2 separate regions of the Homo sapiens genome follow, and region 2 is linked to region 1. Evidence: chromatin loops called from intact Hi-C (ENCODE). Cell type or tissue: heart right ventricle. All regions are shown on one strand. Each heading gives the region's core, and the rest is flanking DNA. Links, peaks and the distances in the headings are about the cores only.

What was found. Hi-C counts contacts between places; a loop is a spot of excess contacts. Peaks named below come from ENCODE experiments on the same cell type or tissue, not always from the same donor. Only the 100,000 strongest peaks of a DNase experiment are listed, where the experiment ranks them.
Region 2: it touches region 1 in a loop (2.2-fold over the local background); 3 of 110 quality-filtered maps call a loop at or near these places.

Annotation. Positions count from the first base shown.
Region 1 is chr15:63,016,015-63,031,731 of GRCh38, reverse strand. No RefSeq gene overlaps it. Among named protein-coding and RNA genes, the nearest start is that of TPM1, 19 kb to the left of the region's middle. In heart right ventricle, for the core only: no CTCF peak of the experiment used is centred there; no DNase peak of the experiment used is centred there.
Region 2 is chr15:62,794,350-62,810,066 of GRCh38, reverse strand. It overlaps TLN2 (talin 2), which reads right to left. Exons shown (of 59, transcript NM_015059.3): 47 at 13,774-13,940; 48 at 12,665-12,848; 49 at 9,574-9,699; 50 at 9,298-9,414; 51 at 4,282-4,467; 52 at 35-142. Among named protein-coding and RNA genes, the nearest start is that of MIR190A, 22 kb to the left of the region's middle. RefSeq lists an enhancer at 13,309-13,809. In heart right ventricle, for the core only: no CTCF peak of the experiment used is centred there; a DNase peak (open chromatin) is centred at 9,941; H3K27ac peaks cover 1,447 bases.

The DNA.
Region 1 (15,717 bases), core at 4,872-8,871:
GAGGGTTAAGTGTGCTAGCAGAACCGCCGTGTCTGCCGCTTCCTCTCCAAAATTCACATAGGCGAAAATGATCGGCAAATTGGCCGTCTCCTATTTACACCTTGAAACAAACAAACTCACTTGTCTTGCTGTTGGATGTGTTAGCCGTAGAAGCCATTGATGAATGAAATGGAACGTATTCTGTGTTATATTTCACACAGAGGCGCTGAGGTACCAATATCTGTGTCTGTATGTTTTTGGGGAGTTGGAAAGTGTTATTTTAAAAGCGTGGGTTTTGCAGTTAGACCAACCTAATTTACCCATTTATTACCAGGGTGACAGCCAAGTCACTACCTCTTTGAACCTTGATTTCTTCATCTGAAAAATGGGGATAATAATAGTACCCATTTCAGCAGGTGATTATCATGATTGAGCTATTTAATGAATGTAAAACACAGTGCCTACCATGTAGAAAAGTTAAATATTCTCTTCATAATGGTTATAAATTTATCAAAAGGTCCAAGGCATGTGTACACATGGACAAATATGTGTGTTTGTTTGTGGGTCTGTGTATAAAACATTAGCCCAAACACATTACTGTTAACGCATCATTTGGGATTGTCTTCTTGGCAACGAGTTCTTTTTCTACCCCCTGAATTCCTCTGAGCACACTGCTGCCCTTCTCTGACTTGGCTTTCTGATTCCTATTTTCTTCCAGGCCACTTTGGTTATTTATTTTAATCAGATATTGCTTGTATGAAAATGCTAGGGAGATGGAACCTTGAATTCCTGCCAGGACTGTATCAGGTGGGCTCTGGGTAAGTCAAGACCTGACTCCCGTTTGTTGTACCATTAAACTTTTTATTGACATATACCATATGTACAGAGATGTGCGTATGTCATACTCATATAGCTCACTGAATTTTCACAAGCCCAGCAGGCCCTTGTAACCAGCACCCAGAACAGGAATCAGAACGTTCCAGAAGCCCCTTGTGCCCCCTTCCACATATTATCCCCCCTACAGCTGACCACCATCCCGGCTAGTTTTTTCCTGCGTTTCAGCTTTATATAAACCTGGCCCCTGATTTTAAGGAGCTCAGAGGCTCTTTGTTTCTCCCTCAAATCTACACTGTGATTAGATCCCCACTTGTTTTTGATTATTAGTGAATGTCAATAAACTTGAATTTAGTAGCACCTATGTGTGCAAGGCACTCTGTTACTTCACTAAAGTGATGAGGCAAGAGAGGTTTGTGTCTTCAGTGAGTGTTTTTTTTTTTTTTTTGCGGTGTTCCTCATGCAGGGCTGCCTGCTTGAGCTGTTTCTCTTGGAATGAGGCATGCGTTTCCCATACTCCTCTCTCTTGTCTGGCTTCCAGTCTGTATTCCATCCATGAAAGTGAGTCTTCCTGGGTAAAGATCCCAATAGAAGCTGACCAGTGTCCAGTTTCCAATTCCAGAATTCCAGGAGAGAGAATTTGACTGGCCCAGCTTGGTCCGCTCTCAGTCACGTCAACTGTGGCTGGAGGGTGTAAGGACACGTGATGCTGAAAGGGTGTGGGACCCAGCCCTGAAAAGAAGAAGAGAAAGCGGGGAAGGGAGGGGCTTGGAAGTTTGCAGCAAAGATGTTGGTCTGAGCTGGTTCCTTCTAACTCTGATAGTTTATCATTTCCTTTTCTTCTCAGATGCAGATCCTTGACCCAATGTCTAACCTGATTTATTATTCACCTTCCCGCATCAACGTTGCAATTCAGTAACGTGGCTCATGGAGCACTAGGGCTGATGCTTCCCAAACTGCCTCTGTGGGGCATTTCTGGCTCCGATGCCGCAGCTGGCCACTCAGGAAGGCAGCTCTTCCATCTGGCTCTGAGGATTAGCTGTGGTTTTATAGACACACATGCTCTGCAGTCTCTACCTCTGAGGGAGGGGCATGTTCCCTCACAGCACAGACTTGGCCCCTAAAAACTGATTTCCTGGATGCAGGGACCACCAACTGTTTATGATGATGATTATTATTACAGAGCATTGGAATTCCTGCCCAGGTTCCAAAAGTCACCCCCATGAAAGAGTGTTTGCAGCAGCATCCTAAATCCTGTACAACATCGTGGTCAGAGTGAAAAATATAATGGGGTGTCTCCAGTCCAAGCTCTGCTATGACATGGACAGGGCCAGAGATGGAGGCGGGGGACTATGCTCACTTTGCCTTACATACACGACCTCATCGAATCCTCACGGCAAATCCAAGCGGGAGACATCACTACACGTGTTTTCATGGACGCGCCAACTGAGGCAGAGAGAGGTTAAGCATAACATGAGTAAAGCCCATTATTGTTTATGAAGTGCTTTCTCTTTGTTGTCTCATTTTATCCTCATGAAACCCCATTTTATAGATGACTTTCTTGTGGCTCAGTTTCCCAATTTTGCATGGGTCATAAGTGCCAGAGGTTGGACAGACTCAGAACTCTGACTCCTATCCCCTAAGACAAATCTGCAAATATGCTTCTGTAATAAGAAGCGGATAGAGATGAACACTTTTAGATGATCCACTTGTAATTTTATGGTGTTTCAGAGAAAGGCAAGCTCATATATGGATGGAGAAAATCAGGAAAGGATTGAAGGAGGAGGTGATATTTAGGCCTAGTTTTTGTAGTCTGAGCAGTAATTGGACAAGCATTACTTGAGAGAAGAGCACTCCAGGAGGAGGAAAGGACACGCTCCCAAGCCTGGGGAGGGGGTATGTTCAGGAAATAGTAGGAAGTCATTTGATCTACTGGGAAGACTGAAGGGCAGAGTGGGGGATGAGGCTGGAAAACCAGAGTGCCTCTCACATGGGCTGTGGCAATTGTCTCCTTGACAGGTTGGGGCAGAAGGGTTGAAGGGTCGACCACCCATGAATGGAGGTCTGTGACCTCAGAAGAATCCCCGGACTGAGTTTCCTCATGGGATTCTTGTTGCTCCCTTGTTGGCTGTTGGATAATTACCCACTGGGTGCCTATGATTAGGGACAGGGCAGAGATAGGGGCTGGAGCACACATTATTTACAAGTGCTAGGGAGATCCAGCAACTTTCTAAAAGAAGGAACAATAAAACTTTTATAGATCATTACAGAGTCAGATGTTCCAATAAGGTAGGGTTGGAGTATGTGTGTGTGTGTGTGTGTGTGTGTGTGTGTGTGTATACATGTGTGTTGTGAAGTTTGCGGGTCACAGAGGGTAGGGAGCAAGACAGCAGGGGGTAACAGCCGGGCATGACCCCCTCTGGCCCCAGGTTAGTTTCCCCCTCCAGAGGCAAGTCTTATGGGAGGATCATATATGCCTCAGTTTCCTCACCTACAAAATGGGAAATTGTAATACCTGTCACCCAGGATTGCTCCGAGAATCCAATGAGATGTGCCAATGTGTCTTGAGGTGTTACTTTCATTGTTATTTTGTACTATTATTAACTTTAGACCTTCCCATGGGTACTTACCTTCCCAACTAGAAAATAAAAGTCTTTAGGAGTAGTGGCCATGTCATCTATTTCTTTTAATCTTTGGTGGTGCCTAACAAGCACACAACAAATTGTTTCAACCATCAAAATAGACAAATTAGTAGTAAGGTACATTTGCCCATGGGATGAGCATGGCCACTGTTTTTGGGAGCCGTATTTTAGTTTCTGAAATGGTAATGAGCCAGATGTCAGATAGCTGAAAGAAACAAGGTGGGTTTCACCCAATCCATCAATACTTGTACAACAACCCTGCGCTGAGCTCTGTGAGGGTGGCAGAACTGGGGGTGGGATGGCTGCCTGAAAGCTTAAGGACCATGGCACCTGTGGAGTTGGCTTCTGTCCGTGGTTGAGCTTGGCATGCTGGTTGTGGACATATTTGTGGAGCAGCCTACCTTTGAATGGACCCCACAGCTTGGACCAGGGACTAACAGTGACCACAGTGGACCACAACTAGAGGTCTTGCCCCCATTTTCTCATGGGTCATAAAAGCCTTGAGGAGAGGGAAAGGAAGCCACAAAAATGGACCAACATGAGACATAACACTGAGCTTAGCTTGTGAGGAATTGAAACCCAGCTGATTTAATTCAGAAGCATTTCCAATAGAGACAATTCTCATAGCTCCAGTGAGGTGCAAAGATTCATGCCAGTTCTGCTCACAATGGTGAACATTATGTAGATAAATTGTTATCGAAAAATTGTCCCAGGACCTGAACACTGGGGTGATGAGGGTGTTCTGAGAGGCCAGAAGCTGACGTGGAAGAGCTCAGGACCAATCTGCATAATTTTTGGGTGATGTATGTCCTTTTTTTTTTTTTTGGAGAATTTACTTTTGGGATGAATGCTTGGAAAATTAGGGTCTTTGATATATTTGAAAAAACTAGGAGATGCTACAAAATCACAGGTAGTCTCTGAAAGTAATAGGATGGAGTTTGGATTTGAACCTGTCATCTCACATTGTGTTATACTTTTGTAGTTAGAAAGTACCTGCTTTTGGAGAAGGCAAAGGTATTTATGGAAAGTGAGGGCCTTATCTTGGTTACTCTGTATTTGATTTCCATCTTATTGTCCCCAGAACTCCTGTGTTGACTAAGTCCTCCTTTTGTCAATAAAGTTTCCTGCCTTGACTCCACATTGGAGTCTCACAGTCTAGTGTCATCACTGTCATTGTTATCACCTGTTTTGGAGATAGTATTTATTATCTCAGAAACCCAGAGACTACAAAAAGGAAAACTGTGAAGGTGTAGTTAAGGAGAGGCTGCTTCTCCTGAGATTTCAATATGAAGGACTGTGTTGCAGCCCCATCATCCCAAATCAAAGTGAATTCCAGACTTTAGAGCTGTACACCTTTAAGGCAAGTTTGTGGGGAGCTCCACAGCTGAGAGGGGTGCCCAGCTAGGAGGGTCCAGGTGCCAGGTGAGGGGGAATCAGTGTTACCTGTGGCAGCAGATGAAGGATGCCTTTCCAGATTGAGGATAGTCTCGTATAACTAAAAACTGGTATTTGTTGCCTGACAATCTTCATTTGGCTGGAAGAACTCCCATAGTACCAATCATAGAGTTGGTGTTCTATAAACACTTACTTGTTGGCTCTTGGATTCATGACTTTAGAACTGAGGAGCACAGCTATGGGGCTTGCAGCTGCAATTCTGCAGATGCTCCTTGAGTCAACCTGGGCCTCTGCAGCCTTGCTGCACCCTCAGCTCCACCTGGGCCTGAGCTCCAGGGATGGGCTTCTGACTTGCTTACCATTTCTACATTGACCTCCTAATCCTCCAATACTGGTCTCCTCTATCTTGTCCCCCACGCCCATCTTGGTCTGAAGTCTTGCTGTTGGGCCTCAGTACCCAAGTACTGTCTTTCCATGATAACCATTCTCCCTCCAATCCAGACTGTCCATCAGACCTGGATCTGCACGAATGCAGTGCTCTGACTGACCACCAGGATCCTGCCCCTCAGGCCATCGTGAGGGTCTTGTCTATCTGGATTCCTAGGATCACCTGTTCCTGAGACCATCCTCACCCACCCCTGGCCCTACCTGGGTGGATCTCTCTATGCCTTAGCCAACTTTTGTGTGACCTCATCCCTGTCCACCAAGCCATAGTTGTGCTCATCAGCTCCAGAATCATGAATCCAACAGCCAACAAGTAAGTATTATGGAGCACCAACTATATGATTGGTACCCATGGCAGTTCCTCAACCAAATGAAGATTGTCAGGCAACAAATATCAGTCTGTAGTGATATGAGACCAAAGGTGGAATTATCTTCCTTTACCCTTTTGGAAGAATTATGTAATGAAATATATTAGTTATATATTGCTGCATAGCAACTTACCTCAAAATGTAGTGGCTTATACACTTTATGTATAAGAATAAATATTTATTACCTCTTACATTTCTATGGGTCAGACACGAAGAAGTGATTTAGCTGGCAACTGAGGCTTGAGGTCTCTTATGACGTTGTATTCAAGACGTGAACTAGATTGCAGCCATCTGAAGGCTTGTCTGGTGCTGGAAGATTTACTTCTAAGGTAATACATGCCTGGCATTTTGGTGCTGGATGTTGACAGAACACTGCATTTCTCCTCGCCAGCCTCTTGGTGGCTTCTTGAGTGTCCACATGACATGGTGGCTGGCTTCCCCAGAGCGAGTAATCCAGGAGGCCAAGGATGAGGCAGCAGTGTCTTTTATGGCCCAGTCTTGGAAGTCATAGACTGTTGGTTCTACCATATTCTCGTGTGTAGGTCAGCCCCAATTCAGTATGGTGGGCACAACAATAGGAGGTGGGGTCCCTGGGGACCATCTTGGAGACTGACTACTGTCCCAAGGGCTATTCACCTTAAAGGCTAGGAGGAAAATACATTTTATCTCTTAAACAGATAGTCATATTTGTTTATTTCTCTATCTCCAATGCTGGAACAGTACCTAGCATATAGTCGGTGCTTAATAAATATTTAATGAATGCATGATTTTATGAACAAAAGACATTACTTTCAAGAAGTGCTTTCTAGTTTGTGAAGTAATTTTCCAGATGTTTTACAACTTGATTCCCATACCTGTGAAGTATAGAGGGCTAGTATTATGAATACTACTATAGAGAAGAGTGAACATATAGTCACGTATGAAAAGCATTGTCCTAATTCACCCAGCCCGGAATCTGATGCTCTTTCCTTCATGCTCTACTCATATCACATGATCATGTCATGACCCCAGTTCCCTGGGCTTCTTCCATGCTCACTGGCTGTGAGGTGGGTATCTTGAAGGGTAGGTAAAATGACCCCTGCGAGGCTGGGACAAACCATTTTAATGGTTTGCAGGGCAGGTCTACTGTGAAGCCAGGGACATTTAAGCATCAAAACTCGCACTCGCATGGACCCTTCCAGGACAATTCCTAACTTTTTTGCCAAGTGCGAGCCATCTATGTGTGACTACATTTGATAAACTGATACAAATTCTAGAAGATGGTAACCTGCTGTTTAGCAATATCCACAGTCATTAATGACAGTGCAGCTGTAAGCGTCCCTTAAAGGCATCAATAAGTTCTCAGAATAGATGCCATGAACATATAGATGATTTACTTAATCTCACAGGAGAAATGTTTTCAAGGATACCTGCAGTCATTGACAATTTCAGTATTTTCCAACAGTTATATTTTTTTCCTTTTTAATGTATTTTAGAGATGAGGTCTCGCTGTGTCACCCAGGCTGGAGTGCAGTGGCACGATCTTCGCTTACTGCAGTCTTGAACTCCTGGACTCAAGTGAACCTCCCACCTCAGCCTCCTGAGTAGCTGGGACTGCATGTGGATACCACCATGCCCGGCTAGTTATTTAATTTTTTTGTAGAGATTGGGTCTTTCTATGTTGCCCAGGCTTCATAGAAGAAATATTTTAAACATAGATACTAATTTGAGTTTTTCTTTAGCTAAAGAACTGAGAAAAATCAGATAAAAAAATTAGTAAGTTATGCAATTGATAAAATCAACCTAAGTTATTTTGATTTTAAGAAACAAGTTGTAGCAAAAGAACTCTTAGTGCCAAAGGCATTTATTCGTTAAGAAGAGGAGGCACATTTTGAAGATAAGTAATGAACAGGGTCTTGGACAGTTGATAGTCCCATCTCTAGGGAGGGCTCATCTGGGTATGCGGGGGATTCTGCAAGAAGGCACGTCTCCCTCTCAGCCCAGGCCCTGTGGGACACAGCTCCTAACAGGCTTGGCCAGACAGGGAGCTCCAGTGAGCTGGGGCTTCTCCTGTAGGCTCATGCCCACCCAGTTTCTCCTCTGACCCATGGGACCTGGCCTTTCTCTAAGGAGCCAATTAGGGGTTCTTAGGCATGAGCAAATAAAAAGAAACCCAGAAGAAACATTCTGTGGGGCTGGACATGGTGGCTCACACCTATAATCCCAGCACTTTGCAAGGATGAGGCAGGAGGACCACTTGAGCCCAGGAGTTTGAGGCTGCAGTGGTCCATAACTGCATGCCACTGCACTCCAGCCTGGACAACAAGTGAGACTCTGTCTCTAAAACAAAGCAAAGAAAGAAATATTCTGTGTTTATTTAAAAGAAATGTTTGCTCCCCTCCAATTCTATCCTTTTGCAATTTCAGAAGAAGCTTTGTCTCTGGATTAGTCAAGCTGAAGTTATTTTTCTTGCCATCCGTGTGGGGAATTTTTCCATTTTTTCCAACAAGAAAATAACCCTTGGGCCAAAGGAACTGTGAAAATGTTTAGTCTCCAGAAAGGCATGCAGTCTCTCAGGGCAGCGGAAGCCCTGCAACTCAACTTTGGAGCGTGCCATTGTGTCATTTATGAAACAACCTCCCTTGCTTTTCCTTTGCACACCCAGCATCCAACTTCTGCCCCCCACAATTCACAATAACTGCCCTATGGGATGTCATGTGGAGATTGATTAGGGTGGGGTGCTGCTGGAATGCCACACAATTATCTGGATACGTGGCATTTTGGAACCAGAGTGTGGATGTGGGCTTGGAGCTTGGAGACTGGCTCTAGTCTCAGTTCACTTGATGGGTGATCATGGGAAAGTCACTTCCCCTCCTTGTGTCTGAGTTTCTCCAGTTGTAAAAAGACAGTGTTTGAACTGGATGATTTCAGTGCTTAATGATTTTTATGAATTATCCTGAAGGGCAGAGGGTGAAGCTAGGATCAGGGTAGTTTCTACAATGATTTATGTGAAATGAGAGATGAAGAAGGCCATTCTCTGTATATTCTTGGGGAGTGGGTAAGGGAGGGGGGAGAGCTCTGATTTTTGAAGTATATATTCATATTACTTTATGTTCTTTAATACATTAATTTTTGGGGGTGTTGTGATATGTGATACCTGTTAAAGCATGGGCTCAGAGAAGGGGACCCTTTTGTCTGGGCCTTGCCTAGATGGTGGATGACTCATTTAGTAGATGCCAGTGTGGATGGTTGATGGCTAAAGATTACACAGTTAAAATAGAAAATAATTTGAATCATAGATAAAGTTCCATTTAATTAGTGTTTCTCTGGGAAGCCTTCCCTAATCTCCCTTCCTTATTGACAGAATTAATAACCACCCTTTGATTCATTCCTACACATAATTTTTATCATTACAAATATCACACTGTAATGTATAATTCAAAAACATGTTAATATTTATTTCCCTGTATCATTGCAGGCCAATGGATATCAGGAAATACTTCGTGGGGAGGAAGCAAGGGTTGTGCTGGTCAAAGCAAGGTTGACAAAGACCTGGCTCAAGAGATCAGTGACTGGAGCTATCCGTCAAAGCAGATCAGGAAGCCAGGTGAATAGGTAGGTACCAGGAGACAGTCAGAAGGCCCAAGTCAAAGCAAGACAGAGTGAGGCACTGAGCAGTATATGTAGTAGCAGTGAAAATAGCTTGCAACGGAGGCCCCTCCTGTCCTGGCCTGGGGGCCTTTTACATGCTTCCTGCTGAGCCAGGTGCTGTGGGTGAGGCTCCACACCTGGCCAATCTCCTGTTTGCTGGCCCAGAAGGGATCCTGAGGGAGATAAGTGAGTGAGGCTAAAGAGGGGAGCAAACCCATCTGTCTCAGTCAGTTTGGGTTGTATAACAAAGTACCATAGATTGCTGGCTTATCAACAATTTATTCCTCACTGTTCTGGAGGCTGGAAGTCTGAGATCACGGTGCCAGCCTGGTCGGTTTCTGGTGAGGGCCCTCTTCCAGGTTGCAGACTACTGACTTCTGGTTGCATCCTCATGAGGTGGAAAGAGAACTAGCCAGCTCTCTGGCATCTTCTTATGAGGACACTAATCCCATTCCTGAGGGTTCCACCTTCATGACCTAATTACCTCCCAAAGGTGCCACCTCCAAATATCATCACATTGGGATTAGAGTTTCAACATATGACTTTCGGCAAGCCATAACACTCAGTTCATTACACCATCTGATGTTTTTCTATGACTGAATATTTATGTAAATAAAATTTGCAAAACAATCTATTGAAATTAAAAGAAAATATAATTTATAATAAATTCATATCAACTTTAAAAATCAACATCACTTAGATTAAAATTACTTAATCTTTTGAAAATGTAATTAAATCTTTAAACATATTTTTATAAAATAAAACCTATTTATTAATACAATTCTAGCCTTTGAGGTCTGCCTGTGGCCAACATAAAGAATTAATATCATGCTTTTTGTATGTTATGGATAGGCCTGCAAATACACAAATTAAAAGTGTTAGGATTTGTTTAATATTGCAAACTATTTCCCAACCATCATGTGAAGCTGTTGTGAATACTGCCTTAATTTTTGACTGATTCCAGAATCACAGGCTGGAGCATTGAGAGAAGCAAGAAATAGACACTCAGCATTCCTAGGAAAGGATACTGCACTTTGCATGAGTCTGTGCATTCATGAAATCTGTGAGGAAGAATAAGGTAAGTTAACTAATTTGCCTAATTCTTATCTGAGTTCATATGGGGCTCACATCCTGCCCATCCTCCAAAGGGAGGTGTCCATCTCCAGCGCTGGCAGCGGCACAACCCACAAATCTTCATGGATGGCATTTGGACAAGGTTTCCCTTTGATTCACAGACACAGGACAAGAGACACGGAGAAGCGTTTCTCTGGGGCCTGAATGGTGTTACTCATCCGAGTGGTGTTTAGGGTTATTGGTTGTGCTGTGCCGATGCTGAGTTCTGAATCCTGAATGACAGAGATGCTCTCAAGTTCCTTAACACATTAATCTATTTTGGGTTTGTGATATGTAAGACCTATAAAGCATGGGCTCAGAGAAGGGGACCCTTTTGCCTGGGTCTTTCCCAGATGATGGATGACTCATTCAATAGATGCCAGTGTGGACGAATGATGGCTAAAGATCACACACTCAAAACAGAAAAGAAATTGAATCATAAAGTTTCATTTTTTGAATGTTCCTCTGTATGCCTTCCCTAATCTCTGTTCCTCCCTTATTGACTGAATTAATCATCATCCTTCCATTCCTACATATAATTTTTATTATTACAAATATCACACTGTAATATATAATTTAAAATTAAGCTAATGTTTGTTTCTCTGGCTAGGTTGGAATCTTGAGCAACAAGGTGGTACCTTAATTGTCCCTATGTCTCCAGCAGGCAGCACAGTGATTGATATTTCATAAATATGTGGGTAGAAGTGGACTGTGAGCATTAGGAGTCTGTGCTTAGAAGCCAAACGTTCCTGGGTTTGAATCATGGTCTTACCACTTCCCAGTTAGGTGACTTTGGAAGTTTCTTAACACCTCTAAGCCTCAGTTTGCTCATCTGAAACTGGGGATAGTGACATTCCCCCCTTCATATGGTTGTTCTGAGGCTTACTTTTTTGCAAAATGTTTAGTATAATGTTAGCCGTTGCAACGTTCCATTATTTATCACACAGTACATCTCCAAACCAAACAATCCCCATGTCCAGCCTCACAGTATTGACATGTGGGCAAACCAGGCAGTGCATACCAGGCCACTTGCAAGGACATTGCAAGGAGGCATTATTGTTAGGTCAATTTCTAAACTTAAAAGGGGTACCGAGTGTGTGGAAGATTTGCAACTCTTTGAGCCTATGGGTAGAGAAGAAGGATTAAGGAATTCATCTAAGCTAAAAGACTCCTGGAACAGATGAAATATAGACCTTCAGTTGTTATTCTCCTCCTGGAGGGTGACGCTCTCTGGCAAATATTTCCTTCACTAATGGGCTGGTGGTGATGTCCCTGTCCAGAAGCAGCTCCCATCAAAAGCTGAGAAGCTGAGGAGTTGGTGTAACCTGAGACCTCACTCCAGCAGGCCTAAAATCGCAGCTGAGCTTGCAGGAGCATTCTGAGCAGCAGCCTTGTGGGGGCTCTACCCCGTGTGTCGGGTGGCTGTGTCTTGTCTATCAGGAATGACCTGGCTGTGTCCTGCCAAACAGGTACAGGCTGTGTCCTGCCTCTCCAACCTGGACAAAAATGCACAGGCTATTGTGGGCTGGTGCGATCCTATCTCTCAGCCAATTTTCTTAATCATCTGCCGTGGCCCTGGGAGGCATCTCAGGTTTCCACGGCCCCATGGCCCACAATATTTGCTATTTTGGGCCAGGTAGTCAGGGTCTACAGCTGTATTCTGTGTCATCCATGGAGCAGCCATTCGACAAGTATTTCGTCAGCTCTGATTCATCTTCAGGCAAGGTGCCAGGTGCAGAGGACAGGGAAAGTGTAAGAAGGCTCTCACTCCAGGTGGCTTATACTCTTGCTAGGAAAAGATAGAGGCTACTACTCAGCTGCTAGTCTAACAAATATATGTCCTAAGCGGCAAATCAGTGCTTTGGAAGACGAATGAGGGGCCTGTAGGGTTAACTGGGTTGTTCAAAGAGGGAGTCTTAGAACAAGAGATGTTTCTTTCTGTGTTAGGATGATTTCCTGATCTTGCAGTTGCCCATTTATCTGTAGTGCCCACATAACCAGCATAGGTGCCACCTCACCCATTGCCATGATTTGGGGTGAAGGTGGGGGTCAGACTCTTTCCCAGACTGGTATGAGGGTATAATTCTTAGAGTAGCATGGAATGGGGTTTGCAAATTACTTCTCATGAACACCCTAGACTCTGGAACAACCCTTAGAAAAATGGAAACACTATGCAACAGCTCTGCCAGCTCAGAGATGGGATGGGAGAAACCAGGGCTCCTGCTGGAGCACAGTGTCTTAGAGTGTGGCTTGCCGTCCAGGATGTATCTCTAGTAGTTGTGAGGCTATGTCAGGCTGTGAGGCCAGGTCAAGGGTCTGGATGACCTGAAATCAGATTGCAAGGACCACAGTGGGGCTTGAAGTTGCATGCCCATCTTAGATGTTCTAGGATCTCAGGGCAGGCCAGAAAGAGCTCCATTTGCAAAGCATTGAATATAGGAGGGGTTGGGGGTGTGTCTCTGAATCATGCTCTGGACTAGTCCCCAGGGGACTTATAGCAAGTTCCTTATTGAAAGAGTTTATTCAACTCCATGAGTAAGACCAGCTTTGAGGGTTCTAAAGAGCAATTGGTACTGAGAGGACAGACCATTCAAGGTAGCTCCAGAGACCTGTCATCAAACGGGAGTAGCTTTGCCTCTGTAATAAACTCTGGATGGGGATCACATCAGGAGAAACTTCAGCACATGTCCATGGTCATCATCATCATCACCATCATATTTTATTATACAAGAGCAGTCACTAAGCACCTACTCTGTGCCAGGCACAATGCTATGTGCAGATCCTCATAGCAGTCTTTCAAGCTAAATATCACTTCCCTCATCCTGCAGGGGAAGCAACAGAAGTCCAGAGATGTTAAATAACGTGTAGAAAGTCACACTGCATTAAATTGGCAGGGCTGGGACTCAAACCTAGGTCTGTCTGACTCTGAAGTCTATGCTCAACTTCAGCAACTGTAGCCACAGCAGCAGCAGAGATGTAGTGGCTTTGGCACCAGGAGAACTTTGTCTGAAAGTAAGTGCTAGAGACTCAGAACCTGCTAGGATTCTAGGTTGCAAGCAACAGAAACTAATTTTCTTTCTTTCTTTTTTTTTTCTTTTTGAGATAGAGTCTTGCTCTGTCACTCAGGCTGGAGTGCAGTGGCACAATCTTGGCTCACTGCATCCTTGGCTCACTGCAACCTCCACCTCCCAGGTTCAAGCGATTCTCCTGCCTCAGCCTCCTGAGTAGCTGGGATTACAGGCACGTGCCACCATGCCTGACTAATTTTTGTATTTTTAGCAGAGAGGGTGTTTTAATGTGTTGACCAGGCTGGTCTCGAACTCCTGACCACGGGTGATCCGCCCGCCTTGGCCTCCCAAAGTGCTGGGATTACAGGTGTGACTGACTAGCTAATTTAAATAGCAAGAGGATTATTGGAGTGACATAGGGTCAGTCAAATACTGACAGAAAGACTGAAGAACTGGGCAGGGACCTGCCCTCACCAGGAGTCACACAGTGAGAAGTTCCTCTAGGCAAGTGTCAGATGCTGGGAAGTCAGAACAGAATGACAAACGTCCATTGCAGATTCCTAAGAATGGCAGAAGAACAAGGAAGATGGGATTGAAACCCCAGCAATCAAAACTTGTGGTCAAATGTAGCTAAAAACTATAGCCATCGGTACCTGAGTATCAACATCTCCTATGAACAATTCACCTATACAGATTTGAGCAGACAGGTGATAGAAGGCCAGGCACTGTGGCTCATGCCTGTAAGCCCCAGCACTTTGGGAGGCCAAGGCAAGCGGATCGCTTGAGCTCAAGAGTTTGAGACTAGCCTGGGCAACATGGTGAAACCTCGTCTCTACAAAAAAATACAAAAATTAGCCGGGCATGGTGGCGTGTGCCTATGGTCCCAGCTACTTGGGAGTCTGAGGTGGGAGGATCGCTTGAGCCCAGGAGGTCGAGGCTGCAATGAGCCCTGATCGTGCTACTGCACTGCAGCCTGGGCGACATGGCGAGACTTCATTTCAAACAAACAACAAACAAACAACAACAAAACAGGTGTTAGAGTCCTTCCTCACACAACTACCAAACTTAAGTGGGTGAACTTTTCTAGTGATCACTCCCATGGAGCACTAACCTCAGGACCCACTCATTCTACCCAGCCTCCACGATGGGGATCCTTGCCTGCTGGTATCCCTGTCTTTGCATAGTCCGCTCTCACACGGAATCAGGGCTGACCTGTGTGAACAATGGGACAGTAGATGTGATGACGCGTGACTTCCAGAGCTAGGTCGGAGAGGCATTGCGGCTTCTTCCTTGGTTTCCTGGATAGGTAGTTGCGGGGGAAGCCTGTCACCACACTGTGAGGACACCCAGGCAGCCTCATGGAGAAGTTTGTGTGGAGAGGAACCAACCTGCCAGCCATGTGAGTAAGTTATTGAGTTTCAGGGTTCATTTGTTACACAACAATAATTGCAGGTGAGAAAGAAAGGAGGTAATATGTGTGCAAGCAGTAACTACTGGAGCAGTGTCTGGACATTGTTGCACCCAGAGTTGAAAGAAACCTTCTAGCTGGTGTGGACATTTCCTTAGTAATATCCCTCACAGGTGCTCAGACTCTCAGCAAACCTGGAGCTCCCTTAGCTATCTTCATATGTGGTGGTTGTTTGCAAGAGATGATAAATATCTTGGCTTCCTGGGGCAGAGGTAGAGCAATGGTGGGGCCAAGGGTAGGGCAGTTTAGGAACAGCTTCCCCTCTATGGGAAGTGTCCTGTGGGCCCTTTAAGCCTGCCTGGCCACAGACCTTCATGGACTTAGTTTTTCCTTTCTCTAAACCAGGGATTAGCACAGTATGACCCTTGAATCAGCCACTTGATTTTGTAAATAAAGCTTTATTAGAATCAGCCATGCCCATTTGTTTATGTATTGTCTAATGCTATTTTGGCGCTTTAATGGCAGAGTTGAGTAGTTGCAACAGATACTGTATGTGGCCTGCAAAGCCTAAAATACTTACTACCAGACCTTCTAAGAAGAAGTTTGCTGGTAGAAATGGACAAGTATTGTTGGCCAGCACAGCTGAGAGCCAGAAAGGCAGCGTCAGTTGTCCACTCTGTCTCCAGCTCTATGGAGGACAGAGGGTCACTATGGCCTCTCTCTTTCCTTGTCTCATGACAAAGGACTTTCCAGCAGGACAGAGAGTAGAAATGTCAGAGGGAATGTCCTCAAATCCTGACACATGAGCCAATAGATGTTTACCCTCTATTAGTTATTTATTGCCGTGTCACAAATCATCTCAAAATATAATGACTTAACAAACAATGACTATTTCT
Region 2 (15,717 bases), core at 7,806-11,805, 220 kb after region 1:
CTACTCCCCAGCCCTGACTCATGCGCTTTCTTACCACCAAGACGTGCTCCAGGAGGTCCAAGTAGCCAAGGGTGCACTCCGTCCCGAAACGCAAGGCTCTGGTTCTCACCTCGTCACTGACATCGGGGTGGAAGGATGCTTGCTGGAGAGAGAAAGGAATGCTGAAATCTTAACATGGGAAAAGCCAGCATTGGGCAGTCCCAGACTCAGAGGCAAGAGACCTTAACCCTGGTGACCTCAAGAAACTGCCCTGACTCCCTGGACAGAAGAGGTATCTCTCCTCTACGTCCTCCTGCCACCTCCCACCTGCCCACAGCAGGCCCTCTGATGCAGTCTGTGTGCAGACTTTGTTAGTGCCCTGGGGCCAAACGATAGAAACAGCTCAATCTGGACCTTTGTTCCTCCTTTTCCCACCCCACATTTTTTTGAAATGCAAAAAATTCCACATGCACAAAAACATCCAGGCAAGATTCATGATCAGCGCTTACAGCTGGAGACGTACTGACCTAGGGTCAGCTTTGCCTCTCTTTAGCAGCTTAAGGGGTCCTGAAAGCCCCTCTCTGCTCACAGGCTAATTAAGCCCAGGCTCTCACCCCTGGGCCTGACCATGCTGCAGTCAGTGAGGTCTCTGTGACCAGGGCCCTCTAGCTCCTGGGAAACTTCAGATAGCTAGCTCCCCAGTACCCTAGAGGCACCATAACTCATCTCATATTATACAAAAGTCGAGATACACAAACCAGCACACATGCTTAACACAGCATCTTGAGCTTTTTTCTTGTACTTACGACCTGCTAACTTGAGTCATTCATGATTACATCATTTCTGAAGGGATACCCATTCACAGAGTCACCAGATAAAATGCACCCAGTTAAATTTGAATTTCAGATAATCAATGAAAAAAAATTTTTAGCAAGTATGGGACATCCTATTTTTTATTTTTTACAACTAGCAACCCTACCCCTTCCTTCTACAGCTTCCCTCTGGAAAGAAACTGAGGGGCTTGCAGAAATACATAAAACTACAAATACACTGCTAATCAGGACAAACACAAATCACACATTGGGATAAAAGGTAAAAGCTGAGGGCAAAGACCAGGATCCATGTTTTATCCACTCAAGCCCCTCTTCCTAGGAATGTGAGTGCTGATGGGAATACCTTGGGCTCCCCCCTTGACTTACCCCCAGTCCCTGGACAGAGTGGGGCTAATTCTCATGGCCAGCATGTCATGTATGAGCCAGCTTTTCCTCATCTGAGGACTAATGGGCTCGGAGGCAGGAACCAAAAGCCATGCTCCCAGCCACCCACCATCACTTGTTGTTCATCCTCATACCCCTGTGCCTCGAACGGTGAGGCACAAGGCCCCACGTCTGTTTGATGAGACACCACTGCGGGAAGACACAGGCCCGGATGCTACTCAGAGTCACTTCCAGCAGGTTATGTGCAAGCCCGTGTGTAGGGAGTGGGAGAGGTGGAGCTGAGGTGCTTGCGTGCACTGCTGGGGGCTCTGTAACCGGGTAGAACCCTTTGGGAGAACAATGTGGCACTAATTAAACTCTTATACTATTGGACCCACTAATTCTATTTCTAGGAATCTTGCCTAAGGAAATAATCCAAAGCACAGAAAAAAACAGATATGCCCAAAGATGTTTACTGCAGTAAAGTTCATGATTTTTAAAAAATGCAGACAGCCTAAATATCTGTCAACAGTGGGAAGATAATATTCATTAAGGGTATTTTGTAGTCATTAAAAAGTCAGCAATATAGCAACACAGAAATAGCTTTATAACATTAATTATAATAGTAGACATAAAATTATATCTAATATACAGATGTGCAAATGAAAGTAAGACTAGAAAGAAATATGCATGAGAATTAACTTAGGGTTTAGGTAAGTCTTTCTCTCTGCCTAAGGAACTGCAGTAATCCTTCCATTCTAAGATGAGCCAGTATGTAATTTTCTGCCCCTCCGTGTGTGGGCTGAGTAGGGTAACCAGGGAAAAGGCAGAGCTGGACTAGGGCGACTCGGCCCTTCTGCTTGGCATTTAAGGCTTCCGTCTTGACCACCACTCAGCAACCCAGGTTTCCTGTCTATGCATTATTGCATGCGCTCCCTTTCGGCCAGAGGCCTCATTTCCATTTGCAAAGGGGTGAGGGATACAGGAGATCAAGGGAAATGGAAATGTTAGTGAGTTCGCTAAGTCAGTCCTATCCTAACAGGAGCATCAGGGCTCAGCAGTGACTCCTGTCAAGTCTGATTTTGGTGTGTGAAGCTGACATTCAGGCTTTAGAGCTCTGGCTGCTATCTTGTCCTGCAATGCCCAGATAACGCATCCCAGGGTCGAGATGACAGAGAGGGGCTGAGGATGGGCAAATAGCACCCACACTGTTCTACCTGAGCTCCTCCCCTGAAAACAGGGGAGCACACGTTAGGAGAGACTTAAACATCTGAGCTGCATTCCCTTTAAAAAGACCATTTAATCATGGTTTCTCTTCTGTTCAGTTTCCCCTGTTCACGTCTGTAGCTTGGGGACAAAAGCGTCTGTCACGCATCAACCATAGCGACCTTGAACATTACATCTGGGAGGCCCTGAGTAGCAGAAACAGACTGGCTGAGAAATCAGGAGAGCTAATTTCAGTTCTGGATCTGACAGTAAATAGCTGCGTGACCTTGGTCATGCCACTTCTCTCTCTGAGCCCATTTCATCATGTAACAAACAGAATAATTACTCTCGCCTTTCTCATATGGGATCAAATGAGAGAATATATATGACAGCTCTTCGAAAATTTTGAGATTCCGTGTGTGTACACCACAATGCATGCAGGCCTTTACTCTCTGATTGAGGATGTAACCCCTTTGGCAGTTATCTCTTATGGTAGGTGGACTCCACTGAGCATATCAAAGTGGCCAATACTTGCAGCCTCAGGAGAGAGAGTCCTAACTCCCTCATCTAGCAAGCCCTGCGTCCTGTGTGAAAGCGGAATCTTTCCAGCCCTGTCTTTTCCAACACACCCTCTTCTCTCCACCCTTCATCACACCCAGGGGTCCCATAAATGTGGTACTGTCTCCCAGGGCCAGGCCCTTGCACACAAATTCCGTCATCACCCCCTCCCTTACCTCCCTCTCCTTCTGAGGAGCCACCAAGAAGCCATAAGAGTTGGATCTTGCAGCAGCAACTCCAGCAGAACTCACTTTACCACAAAGAATGGCTCTGCTCCCTGAGACCCCACGCTGTAGGAGCTGGTCTTCAATTCTGCCCTCACTCACCATGGCAGCGGATCATCAATTGATTGCTGAGCAGAAGCCGGAGTCCCTGGGGGCAAGGCTGTCCCAAGAAGGGGGAAGGCCTAGGGTGGGGGCTCTTATAGTTCACTTTCCTAATAGATCAAAAATAAAGGTTCCAGGCCCTGGGTCTCCACAGCTCCCTCACCAAGCACAGGCTCAGGGCAGTTGCTCCAACTATCTACCTAAGGAACAGAGGAATTTTTCCAAGATGTCTAGCACAGACTGTGAAAAGCAGCTCGCCAAGTTCTGCTATATTCCTCCAACTCACTTCCTCACCAGGGATGGCAACACCTCTCCTAGTGCACAATGGCTGACCTATGGGGGTAAACAAGGGTCCAGCGGAAGAGCAAACATTTTCCATTTGGAGGAGCTGGAACCAAGTGCTGCAATCCCTATCCACCACCCTCGGAGAGGCCTCCACCACACTCTGCAAGAAGGCTTCCTGCCTATTTAGGAAGAACTAGAAAGAAGGGGGAGGATTAGGGCCAGCAAGGCTGACTCCATCCCCTCTCAAACACAAAACTGCCTTAGAGAGTCATTTCCCACAGGCTGGTGCGTATGCCATATTCAGCGTGCATTTTTTTTTTTAAACGGACAGGGTTTTGCTCTGTCACCTAGGCTGGAGTGCAGCATAATCATAGCTCACTGCAGCCTTGAACTCCTGGGCTCAAGTGATCCTCCTGCCATAGCTACTATTCTGAGTAGCTAGGACCACAGGTACACACCACCACACTTGGTTACTTAAAAAAAATTTTTTTTAAGAGATGAGGTCTCACTATGTTGCCCAGGCTGGTCTCAAATTCCTGGTCTCAAGCGATCCTCCTGTCTCAGCTCCCAGAGTGTTGGGATTTCAGGCATAAGCCACTACCCCTGGCCCTGTGTGCATTTTTATTACAAAGTTTAAGGTTCTGAGCCCCTCCCCTTTTTCAGACTACACCAAGCAACCCAGTCACGACAGAGAATCATCTGTCCATCCAAAACCATGCCAAGCTCTTTACCTTGCAAGCCGTCAACATATCTGACACGGCTTTCCGGCTCAGGTTGGCAGTAGCAATCACGTCCTCCTGTCTACATGAGTTCCCAGCTGCCACGGCTTTGGCTGTTGCCATGGTGATGCCTTTCGTCATCCTTATGGATTCTTCAGGTGATGATGTCTTTTCAGGTACGTCTTTTGACTGGAACACCTGGAAGTCAGAAACAGAGAGGTTAAAAAAATCAAAAAGGAAACGAAAAAAATAATTTATTCTTCTCCAACCAGGCTGTAGCTTGTGTCTGAAAACTGAGCCAGTAACTGGAAGAAACTGTCACATGGCGAAATTAGAAATTTGAGTACAGTAATATGGTTCTTGTTTTCAAGAATCTCATGGACAAACCTCTTGCACCTACACTAAACATTCATGGGAACAATATGGTGAGGGAGACGTATCTAGAGTGTTAACCTGTTGGTCTGCAGAAACTGACACCCAATATTTACACACTACCCATCCTGTGAAAGGTTGTTGTATGGCTTCATAGTTCTCTTCCCCCATCCCTGCTGGTGCTTTGGCAGTTCCATACACTCTCAGTCCCAGTGCTGGTTTCAGGGCAGGACTGACCTGGCCCCATCACTCAGGACTCACCTCTCTCTCTCTGAGAGGATGTGAGGTTGGGGGAAATGAAGCATCAGTTCCTTCTATTCTTAGCCTGTCTTATAAATATAACTGCATAATTGTGCAGAGGTGTTCACGTCGAGTGCGCCATGGTGACACTGTGAATTATTTAGCAACCCACCGACCCACCCCCTTTAGAGAGGCTGAAATAAATTCACCATGGTAAGTCAATATCCCATTTCTGCTTCATGCTCATCTGTTCTGGCTCTCTAACATGAGTGATTGGTACCCTGGGTATGTGCTGAATGTGCCTCTGTCCCTACACGAGGGCCCCTAGCCTAGGTGGGGCTACCCTGTCTTCAGCCCTAGGCAACCATGTTTCAGCAAGGAAGGCTTCCCTGATGCAGAAGAGTGGGCTCAGTTGGCATCCCATAGAATGCCAACCAATGTCAAACATCACTGCTGAAAATGGGCAACTGCAATTAAGCAGTCCAGGACCCCAAATCCCCACTTCACCCTTGAATGCTACAGCGGAATGAAGGCCACACGTAGAGTCCTTCACACTAATGAGGCCCTCATGGCACGCGCTACATGGAAACCCACGATCTGGGTGAATTTTATTCAGCCAGAATAAAATTCAGTCAACCCGGCTCACAGCAACTTTGACCTCCTGGGCTAAAGTGAGTCTTCCACCTCAGCCTCCTGAGTAGCTGGGATTACTGGTTCAGGCCACCACACCTGGCTAACTTTTTAATTTTTTGTAGAGATGTGGTTTCCCTATGTTGCCCAGGCTGGGCTCAAACTCCTGGGCTCAAGCAATCCTCCTGCCTCAGCCTCCTAAAGTGCTGGAATTACAGGCGTGCGCTGCCATGCCTGGCCTCTGGGTGAATTTTAAATAACACTGGTATACTCAGAATAACCCATGTGTCTGTAGTTTCCCAGGATGGCTCCAAATTTCAAGTCTCTTTGATCACCACCATTAGGCCTGCCTATGCATGTCAGAAGCTATGTTCACAGGGGTACCTGTGTCACCCCACCCCTAGCTTCAGGAGGCTCAGCACAGAGTGACAGAGTCCATTTGTTTGGGAGAAAGTAATTATCTGGTAATCCAGATAATTCTTCTGGATCTTATCCAAGACCATCAAGATGGTACCTTTATGAGTCTGCAAAAACTACAGTGTTACTGAGCTTGGTGTGCCCCCCGATGCAGATACGGCTTAGATCATAACATCCAAGTCCTTTCGAGTACCTGGAAAGCCTTCCCAAGAAAGACAGGCACAAACAAGCCCAGACTGTGAAGACTATAATAAATACCTAACTCTTCAATGTCTAGACACAAATGAACACCTATAAGCATCCAGGAAAACATAACCTCACTGAACCAACTAAATAAGTTACCAGGGACTAATCCTGGGGATATGTGACCTTTCAGACAAAGAATTCAAAAGAGCTGTGCTGAGGAAACTCAGATTCAAGATAACACAAAGAGGGAATCAGAATCCTATCAGATGAATTTAGCAAAGAAATTGAAATAATTAAAAAGAATCAAGCAGATATTCTGGAGCTGAAAATGGCAATTAATATACTGAAGAATGCATAAGCGTCTTTTAATGGCAGAACTGATCACATAGAAGAAATAATTAGTAAGCTTGAAGACAGGCTATTTGAAAACATAGAGGAGACAAAAAAGAATAGAAAACAATGAAGCATGCCTACAGGATCTAGAAAATAGCTTCAAAAGGACAAATTTAAGAGTTATTGGCCTTAAAAAGGAGGTAGAAAAAGAGATGGGGTAGAAAGTTTATTCAAAGAGAACTTCCCAAACCTAGAGAAAGCTATCAATATCCAAGTACAAGAAGGTTATAGAAGACCAACCAGATTTAACCCAAAGAAGACTACTGCAAGGAATTTAATAATCAAACTCCCAAAGGTCAAGGATAAGAAAGGATCCCAAGAGCAGCAAGAGAAAAGAAACAAATAACACACAATGGAGCTCCAATATGCTTAGCAGCAGACTTCTCAGTGGAAGCCTTACAGGCCAGGAGAGAGGGGCATGACATATTTAAAGTCCTGAAGGAAAAAAACATTTACTCCAGAATAGTATAGCTGATGAAAACAGACAAATGGGATTACATCAAGTTAAAAAGCTTTTGCACAGCAAAGGAAACAATCAACCCACAGAACGGGAGAAAACAGTTGCAAACTACATATCTGACAAGGGGTTAATAACTAGCCTATGTAAGGAGCTCAAACAATTCTATAGGAAAAAATATAATAATCAAAAGAAGGGCAAAAGGTCTCAATAGACATTTCTCAAAAGAAGACATACAAACGGCAAACAGGCATATGAAAGGGTGCTCAACATCATTCATCATCAGAGAAATGCAAATCAAAACTACAATGTGATATCATTTCACCCCAGTTAAAATGGCTTATATCCAAAAGGCAGGCAATAACAAATGCTGGCAGGGATGTGGAGAAAAGGGAACCCTTGTTCACTGTGGGTGGGAATGTAAATTAGTACAAACACTATGGAGAAGAGTTTGGAGATTCCTCAAAAAACTAAAATTAGAGCTACTTTGTGATCCAGCAATCCTACTCCTAGGTATACACCCAAAAGAAAGGATATCAGTTTATTAAAGAGATATCTGCACTCCCATGTTTACTGCAGCACTATTCACAATAGCCAAGATCATATATATGAAGTAAACTGCAATAAACATGGGAGTGCAGATATCTCTTCAATATTATATATATGTGTGTGTGTGTGTGTGTGTGTGTGTACCATTGTATATGTGTGTCCATTCATCTGTTGATGGACACTTAGGTTGCTTCCAAATCTTGGCTACTGTGGTACACATACACAATGGAGTACTATTCAGCCATAGGAAAAAAAAAATGAGATCCTATCATTAGCAACAACATGGATGGAACTAGAGGTCATTAAGTGAAATAAGCCAGGCACAGAAAGACACACTTTGCATGTTCTCACTTATTTGTGACAGAAAAAATTAAAATAATTGAACTCATGGAGATAGAGGGTAGAAGGATCGTTGCCAGAGGCTAAGAAGGGTAGTACGGAAGTGGGAGGTCGGGGTGGGGAAGTGGGGAGGGATAATGGCTACAAAAAGTAGAAAGAATGAATAAGACCTAGTATTTGATAGCACAGTGGGTAACTACAGTAAAAAATAATTTAATTGTACATTTAAAAATAACTAAAAGAGTATAATTGGATTGTAACACAAAGCATAAATGCTTGAGATGATGGATACCCCAATTATCCTGATGTGATTATTATGCATTGCATGCCTATATCAAAATATTTCATGTAACTCCTAAGTATATACACCTACTATGTACCCACAAAAATCAAACATAAACAAATAACAAAAAAGGAGCTGTGTCCAGATTTTGGTAGCAAACACCCAGCCTGTGCAGCCAGGCAAGTGCCAGGCAGTGGTACTTAAGGCACCACCAGCTTTTAGGTTACTCCTGTATTTTTTAGATTCTCCTTTAAAGCATGAACTGAGCGCAACATCAATCAAGGCTAGATTCTTTAATGATATGACAAGAAAACCCAAGTTTCTGTCAGCAAAACCCTGCAAAATTGTTCTACTATTGTTTCTAGTGCTCTAGGTCGCTTTTGCAGGTGACCCTTTAAAGGTGCAGAACAATTGGCAGCAAAGGCAGGTATCCCTCTTTCCCAAAAAAGTTGAATCTGTGATCAGACCTCCTATCAAAAAGAAATCTGTTTGAAACTACTCTTTTTGGCATATTTCTATTTGTGGGGATTAGAATGAGCCAATCCACAACCATTGTGGGATCATAAGAACAGCAGATATCATCCACATTGCAGTAACTCCAGAATGTCCTCAACTCTGCAATGCTGGAACAAGTCAGAAAAGAACAGGGTCAATTTCTCTCAGGTCAGATGACTCCAATGGAAAGAAGCTGGATTTTAAAGGGAAGTGTCTCAGGTAAAGGCTTCTAGGCTTTTCCAACAGCAAACGGCAGACTTCCAATTTTGCATGTGTGCGGGTACCAAGAGCAATGTGCATCAAGAAAGGCTAAGCACTGTTCACAGAATTAATGCTCCAGGTAAGCACAGTCATACTGACTTTCCCTTTTTCCAGGAATCTTTGACAATGCTTTGATCTCGTGCTATAATTTTAGTGGAAGTAAACCTGAATAGTCCTAAGTGATACATTTCAATTAACTCCTTGATTACACTTACAAATCAATCCCAGCCAAACTCAGTGACACATGGGGTCTCAATTATATAAAGCTACCAGCAGGCAGGTGAAGGGGCATTCTCAGTTCAGGTGTTTTAGGTAAAACCTCATTGGTAAAAAACCTCAAATGAGCCCTCACTGGGGTCAGCTGTGGGACTCTGGTACCCAAGGGAGGTAACTGCTGGCTCCTTACCGTAAGCTCCTGCTTTATGCATTCAATTGTGGCCTCAAGCGCCCTGGTGCCCCGGGTGGCCTCATCCTCCACTGCCTTTACAGTCTTGAGGAGCGAGGTGACATTGGTCACCATCACCTGCATAGGAAGGGAGAATGAATACAGATAGTGCAGTGACTCAGGTCCAGCCCCTACTCCTTTTACTTCTGGATCGCATGCTATGAGCAAGGACGCCTCTCCTTCCTTTAAGTGAGAAGAGAACTCAGGTGCTCATCCCCAGTCGGAGCCCCACTCTACCTTGGCAGCCCCCTTGAGCTGGTACATGGAAGGGTCGTCCACTGGCTTGCTGGCAGCTCCCTTGGTAGCACTGATGAGATCAGAAAGGGCCTTGGCCACATCTTTGATGGCATTGATCAAAACCACCTGAAAGAGAGCACAGAACTCAGGTGAGCAGGCGTCAAGATGTCAGCTGTGGGCTTTACCAAGGCATGCAGCCTGAGGGCAGGCCAGGGCACGGGGGAGGAGAGAAAGACAGTCTGAAGTCTGCAGCATGGCAGACCTCCTGGGAAGCCACCCTTGGTGATTCTGATACAGGACTCAGGACTTTGAAAAGCTGCCCAGGGGAGGCTGAAGCTGAGCCAGAACGGAGAAGTCAGGTGCAAACATGCAGCTTATGTAAAACCTCCTAGCCAGCAACTTGGCCGATGAGCTGCCTCTGACAGCACAAAGGACACCAGAGAGGCAACACCACTTACTCCTAACTGGCACCCTGAACACTGAGTAAAAATCCCCACCTGACCCCAGCCCTCAAGGCCCCACAACAGCCCTGCCTGCCTCTCTGGCTATGAGGTGCTCTGCTACAGGCACACAGGTCAGCCTGTCTTCTTCTCCATGGGAAATCTCAACTCATTCCTGTTTCGGACCTTTGCTCATTGTTCTAACTGGGACTCAGCTCTTTCCATCACTTGGGCCTTAACTCAAATGTCATGTCCTCAGAGGCTTTTCCCCATCCCTCAGCTAAGGGCCCACTCCCACAATTGCTGAAACTGTCAGGTTGCCGTTTTATTTACAGCACTTATCAGTAGGTGGAATTATTTTATCATTTATTCACTTATAAATCATCTGTCTTCTCCCTCAACTTGAGTGCAAGCTCCAGGAGGCTTGGCCTGGACTTCTGCTTTGTTTCACGCTTGTAACAGGGATGAGCACCCAGCAGGTACTCAGTAAATACTTGTGGAATGAAGATGCAGGTACGTTCCCACATAAACCTGGATGTGATGCATTATCTGTGTTTGCTTTTCTAATTTCACAGAGACCACAGATCATCTTTTCAAAGTGCCGGATTTAGAGTGAAAAGTACCAGGTCTAGATGGGAATTACACAATATTGGGCACTGCATTTAAGCGTTCCCAGTCCAGTAGCTCCAGTAACTCCTATTTCTATAATAATAAAAACATTTTCCCTTTACTGAGGGCAGTGTTCAGGTGCTGAGCCAAGCACTCTACACACATTATCTCATTTACTCCTCGCCACTGCCTTTTCGAGTGGGAACCACAACCCTTATGTCCACACTCCCAGAGCCCAGCAGTGGCAGAGTTGGGATTCAGAGTCTGGTGAGCATGAGGGCCACGGTCTTAACCTCCACACTGCGCCATGCCTGTGTGCGTGGCTCTGGGTCCTCATCCACAGTGAAATTAGCTTGCTAGCCCCATCTACCTCATTAAATTGCTTTGAAGATAAACTGGGATCTCAGATGTGACAACGTATTAAGAGTGCAGTGGCGTGATCTCGGCTCACTGCAACCTCCACCTCCTGGGTTCAAGTGATTCTCCTGCTTCAGCCTCCCGAGTAGCTGGGATTACAGGCACCCACCACCTGTAGCGGAGGTTTTTGTGAATGCTTAGAATTCCAAAAGGCAGCCAATCTGGACTCTGATGTTATCAGAAATCCAACAGAAAGGATGAAATGGTAGCATAAGGAATGTTTCCTCTCGGAGCTGTGCTCCACTCATGGGTGCTGTCAGGGAGGGAAGTGTCATGCCGTGAGGGAACGAGCTGGTGGCCTCAAGTGAACCAGCACAGTCACTGCATCCCCTGGGGGCACTGAATGACAGGGGGTTTCTAACCAGTTTTGTCCAGACAGACTAGTTTACTGAGAATGGTTTAAGGAGTGAAAACTGAAGTGCTTGGCATTTGACGGTTCTGGGAACAGAGAGAACAGAGGTTTTTTTTTTTTGTTTTGTTTTTGTTTTTTAAATTTTGCACTCTGGGAACAGGCATCATCCATTTATTAGCGACTTTTGTTGGCTGTTAGTTCAACAACAGGTGAACATATACTTGTTCAGTAGCCAGTAGCCACTATGTGCCAAGAGCTGTGCCGCATGTGCAGGTTTCAAAGATGAGCAAACTGTGGTGACTGTCCTTGAGGAGCAATGGTCTGGGAAGGGGACCAAGGAACAGGCAAGTAATCTCAATGAAATTGCCAAATATCAGAAGCGGAAGTCACAGAAGCACAGGGCCCTTCCCTAGCCTTCCAGTTCTTCTCTCTCTTCCTTGAGAACCGAAGTTCTCACCTGGGCCATCTACAGGTGCTGAGTTCATTTCCCCACCCCCATCTGGCTGCTGCCCCACCACTCCACACAAGCAGCTGGGGACACCAATGTCCTCGATGGCACTCGATGGTTACCGGAACAGGCCAATAACCAGTTCCCAGTCTTCCCTCTTTCTTAACTCTGTCTCTGGTGGGTTGAAACACTCCATCCTGGCAACATGATGCCCGCGGCTTTCCTCCCTGCAGCAGCTGCTGCTTCTCCGTCTCCTGTGCCACTTGCACGGTAAAGTGGTCCTAAATGCTGGATTCCTCCAGGCTCTGCCCCGACTCCCTGGCTTTTCCTCTCGTGTGGTTGCAGTCGCTACCTCTATGGCAACAGTCGCTGAACCCACAGCCCCGTGCCTGGGCAGGCTCACGCGCACTCACTAGTTCTACCTGTGTGTGGCTCCGGCACTTCAATCTCCTCCACCTCCCCCTGCCCACACCAGCTCTCCCTTCAGGGAGCTCCTGTGCCCTGCTCTGGCCCACAAGGAGCCGCCTTTCACTCCTTCCCCTCCCTCAGGTATGCCGTGCTCCAGCCTTCACCGGGCCAGGCCAAGCCTTCCTTCTAGACTCTTCTCAAATCCCTCCGCTTGTCTCCATCCCCATGGCCACCACCACAGTCTGTGCCACTATCTCGCTTGGATGACTGCCTCCTACCGGTTCCTCAAACCAGACACACTCACACACACATTGTCTACTTCAAAAGTTCCTGTTCTGCCTTAGGCCTCTTCTGAGGCCCGATGTGCAGCGTTCACGGGAAGACCGGGAGGACGCACTCCCCAGGCCCTGCTGGTACCTGGGTCTCGGGGTCGTCGGAGCCCAGGCTGGCTGCCCCCAGCTTGACCACTTCTGCGAGCTGGGTGATGGTGGCTGCTGAGGACTGGGCCGCCTGGGCCAGCTTGTCAGGAGTGGACGCAGCTCCTGACACAAGTAGTTTCGTGTCTTCTACCAAGGCCTTGGCCGTCTTGAGAATGTTCTCCCTGAGAGAGCCAGGAGGGCAGGGGAGAGGGGGAGAGACAGAGGGCAAAGCTTGATTACTTCAAGAAGAAAAGAAATCCCTCACATGGGGCTTTTGTTAAAGGGCTTTGAAGAAGAGAAGTGCTGTGTTACACCTCCCTTTACCAACGGACTCTCATCTTCCACAAATGCAAAACTGGGGGGAGAAGAAGAAAGTCAACCAGTATTCATTCACATAGCCGACTGACATGAAAACTTCAGTGAAAGAGTCAGGCCCACCAACCTGGCTCCCTTCCCAAGCCCTATAGTTCAATGAAAGGTCAGCTTCTTTTCTGTGACTCCCACTGTCCCTTAAAATACTCCATAGCTAGTGACTGTGAGGACACATGGGTTGGGGCACCTTGTTCAGGATCAGAGGCTGGGCTTGGGAAGGGACAGCAGAGCTCTGGGAACTGCCTCCCTAGCCCAGCCCTTGGATTGCAGAGGGGAAGAAAGGTATAGGACATGTGGTGAGGTTTCAGGGGTCCCTAGCAGCAGATAGAGAGGCTGAGTGCAAGCTGAGCAGAGATAGGGGCTTTGAGCCCCTATCTTCCCAAAACAGGGTTTAAGCGAAATATGCCTGCCCCTGCCATTCCCAATCCTGCTGGGGTTGGCCAGCAGTTTGAGGAACGGCTCTCTGGCTCAGCGTGTGGCAGGTCTAAAATCTGTCCTTTGCTGTAGCAGGCTGGATTTAAGGCTGTCAAAGGCAAAGCTCGAACCACGACACTGTGTTTACAGTTGGCAAAGGGGGCTTATTCTGATTACATGGTTCACTTTCCCAACTTGTGCATCTTGTTGAAATCAAAACAGATAACTACATTTCTGGCTCCCAGGTGGCGTCTCCAAGTCGATCATGAGTTTCAGGGGCAGGCCAGCCTGAACCTCTCCCCGTCCAGGACCCCCACGTACCTGTGGTCTGCGAAGGTCTCACTGTTCTCTGCATTCAGCGTCCCCGCTGTTGCAAACATAATGGTGGTGTCCAGGTCGGCAATGATCCCAGACACAGCGGTGGCGGCTGTAATGCATGCCTGGGTTCCTTTGTTCCCGGCCTGGAGAGCCGAGAGCACCAAGGAGACCTGTAGGCAGAAAGGGAATGTGAGGGGAGCTAAGAAATGGAGAGAACAGGACCTAAAAGCAGATTCTGAAAATAATGAATTCTCTCCTAGGAGTTGATGTAGCTTAGAGGTTAACAACACACATCTGGAGTCAACGGCCTCAGTCTGGATACCAGCTTTGCCATTTACAGGCCCTGTGACCTTAGGCAAAGCTGCTTTACCTCTCCAAACCTCAGTTTCCTCATCTGTAAAATGGGGCCACTATTTCTGGCCTATTAGGGTTGTTGAGAGAATTAAGTAGGAAGAAAAATATCTGTAAAGTGTCTAGCAAGGCATTTGGCACATAGTAAGTACTCAGCAGAGGGCAGATGCTATTTATTCAATTACTGCTATGTTTCTGAAACCACAGAACGGGAGAAAGGATTAGACTCCTGTGAAAGGTGTGGCGATTACATCCCCTTTTATTAGGTTTTCAGTAGGAACAGGCCACTGCTAACACTCATCACACCTTTGCTGGGATGGAAATTCTCCAGAATGGAGTTCAGAAGGGCTGGAGTCTAGAGGGGATCTGTGTATGTGACCTCTCCACTTCTAACACTCCTGCAAGCCATCATCCACCCCCGAACCATCATTTCAGTGCCCCGAGGGCCCAGCAAGTTCACTCGGGTGTCTTCCATGTCAGAAATCCTGTGCTGTCACCCTCACCCATCACGTACACCCTCACTGCTCCGAGGTACTTTCCTATGACATAAACCTGACCACACTAACACCCTGCTTACAAATCTCCCCTGGCTGAGCTCCGTTTCTGGTCATGTGTCCGCTTCACCTGGCTCTCACCACACCCGCCAGCTCCTGACTTTCCCAAACACTCCCACCTCTCCACCCTGGGTCTGCGCTCTGCCTGCAACGACTCCTGCCCCTCTCCCGCAGCCACCGAACTAGTTGCCCCGTCAGATGCCAAAGTGAAGGAAGAAGGAAAAGCCACCAAGCACGGATGTATCATCCTGTGCCTCAAGCAGCCTGCAAAACAGCTGAGCCCCGGACACCTCCCCCTGCTCTCCTCTTCCAGAGACAGCCCTGCCTCCCGGGACGCCACAGCACACCGTTCTTGCCCTCAGGATGGCCCAATGCACCCAATGTAAATCGCATGTGTCAGGCTAGTGGCTGGAGGCTCTTTGAGTCTTTGTATTAACCTCTGCGTGCACACACCCACTACCCTTGACTACGACCCAAAGAAGAATCTGACAACGTTTCGTAGGTAGATTTCTTCAAACATGCTGACCAGGGCAGGGGAGTCACTGTGTTACCGTGCCAGCAAGAGGCATGGAGTATGAGACACTCTGTCCCCCGTGCTGCTGAGATCTCAGCAGAGGCTGTGGACACAGTCTGGCAGGAGAGGCACAGGGACCATTTCCTGGGTACCTACCACGTTCCAAGACCAGCCCACAAGGAATTGTTTCTCTTCCTCATCTGCCTTTCTTTCAAATGCTACTAGGTCCTGCCAGGAAAAGACAAGTCAGACTGGCATAGAGCTGGCCGGGAAATGAGGTATCCAGGTTCTGGAAAGCCCCTCAGAGGATGGGTGACAAAGGCCAAGACAAGTATCACGGGAAGCCTGCAGGGTTGTATATGTGTCTGGGAGAGAGACATTCTTAGCCAAGGTGAAAGAAAAAGAGTCCAGAAATAGCATCCCACCCTCTGTGAAGGGTGTGCCAGCCAGCAGGTGTTTACTGAGTATCTGCTAGTCACTAGGGTCTGAGGACACAAAGGCAGACAAGTCATGGCTGTGTGTGGGTAC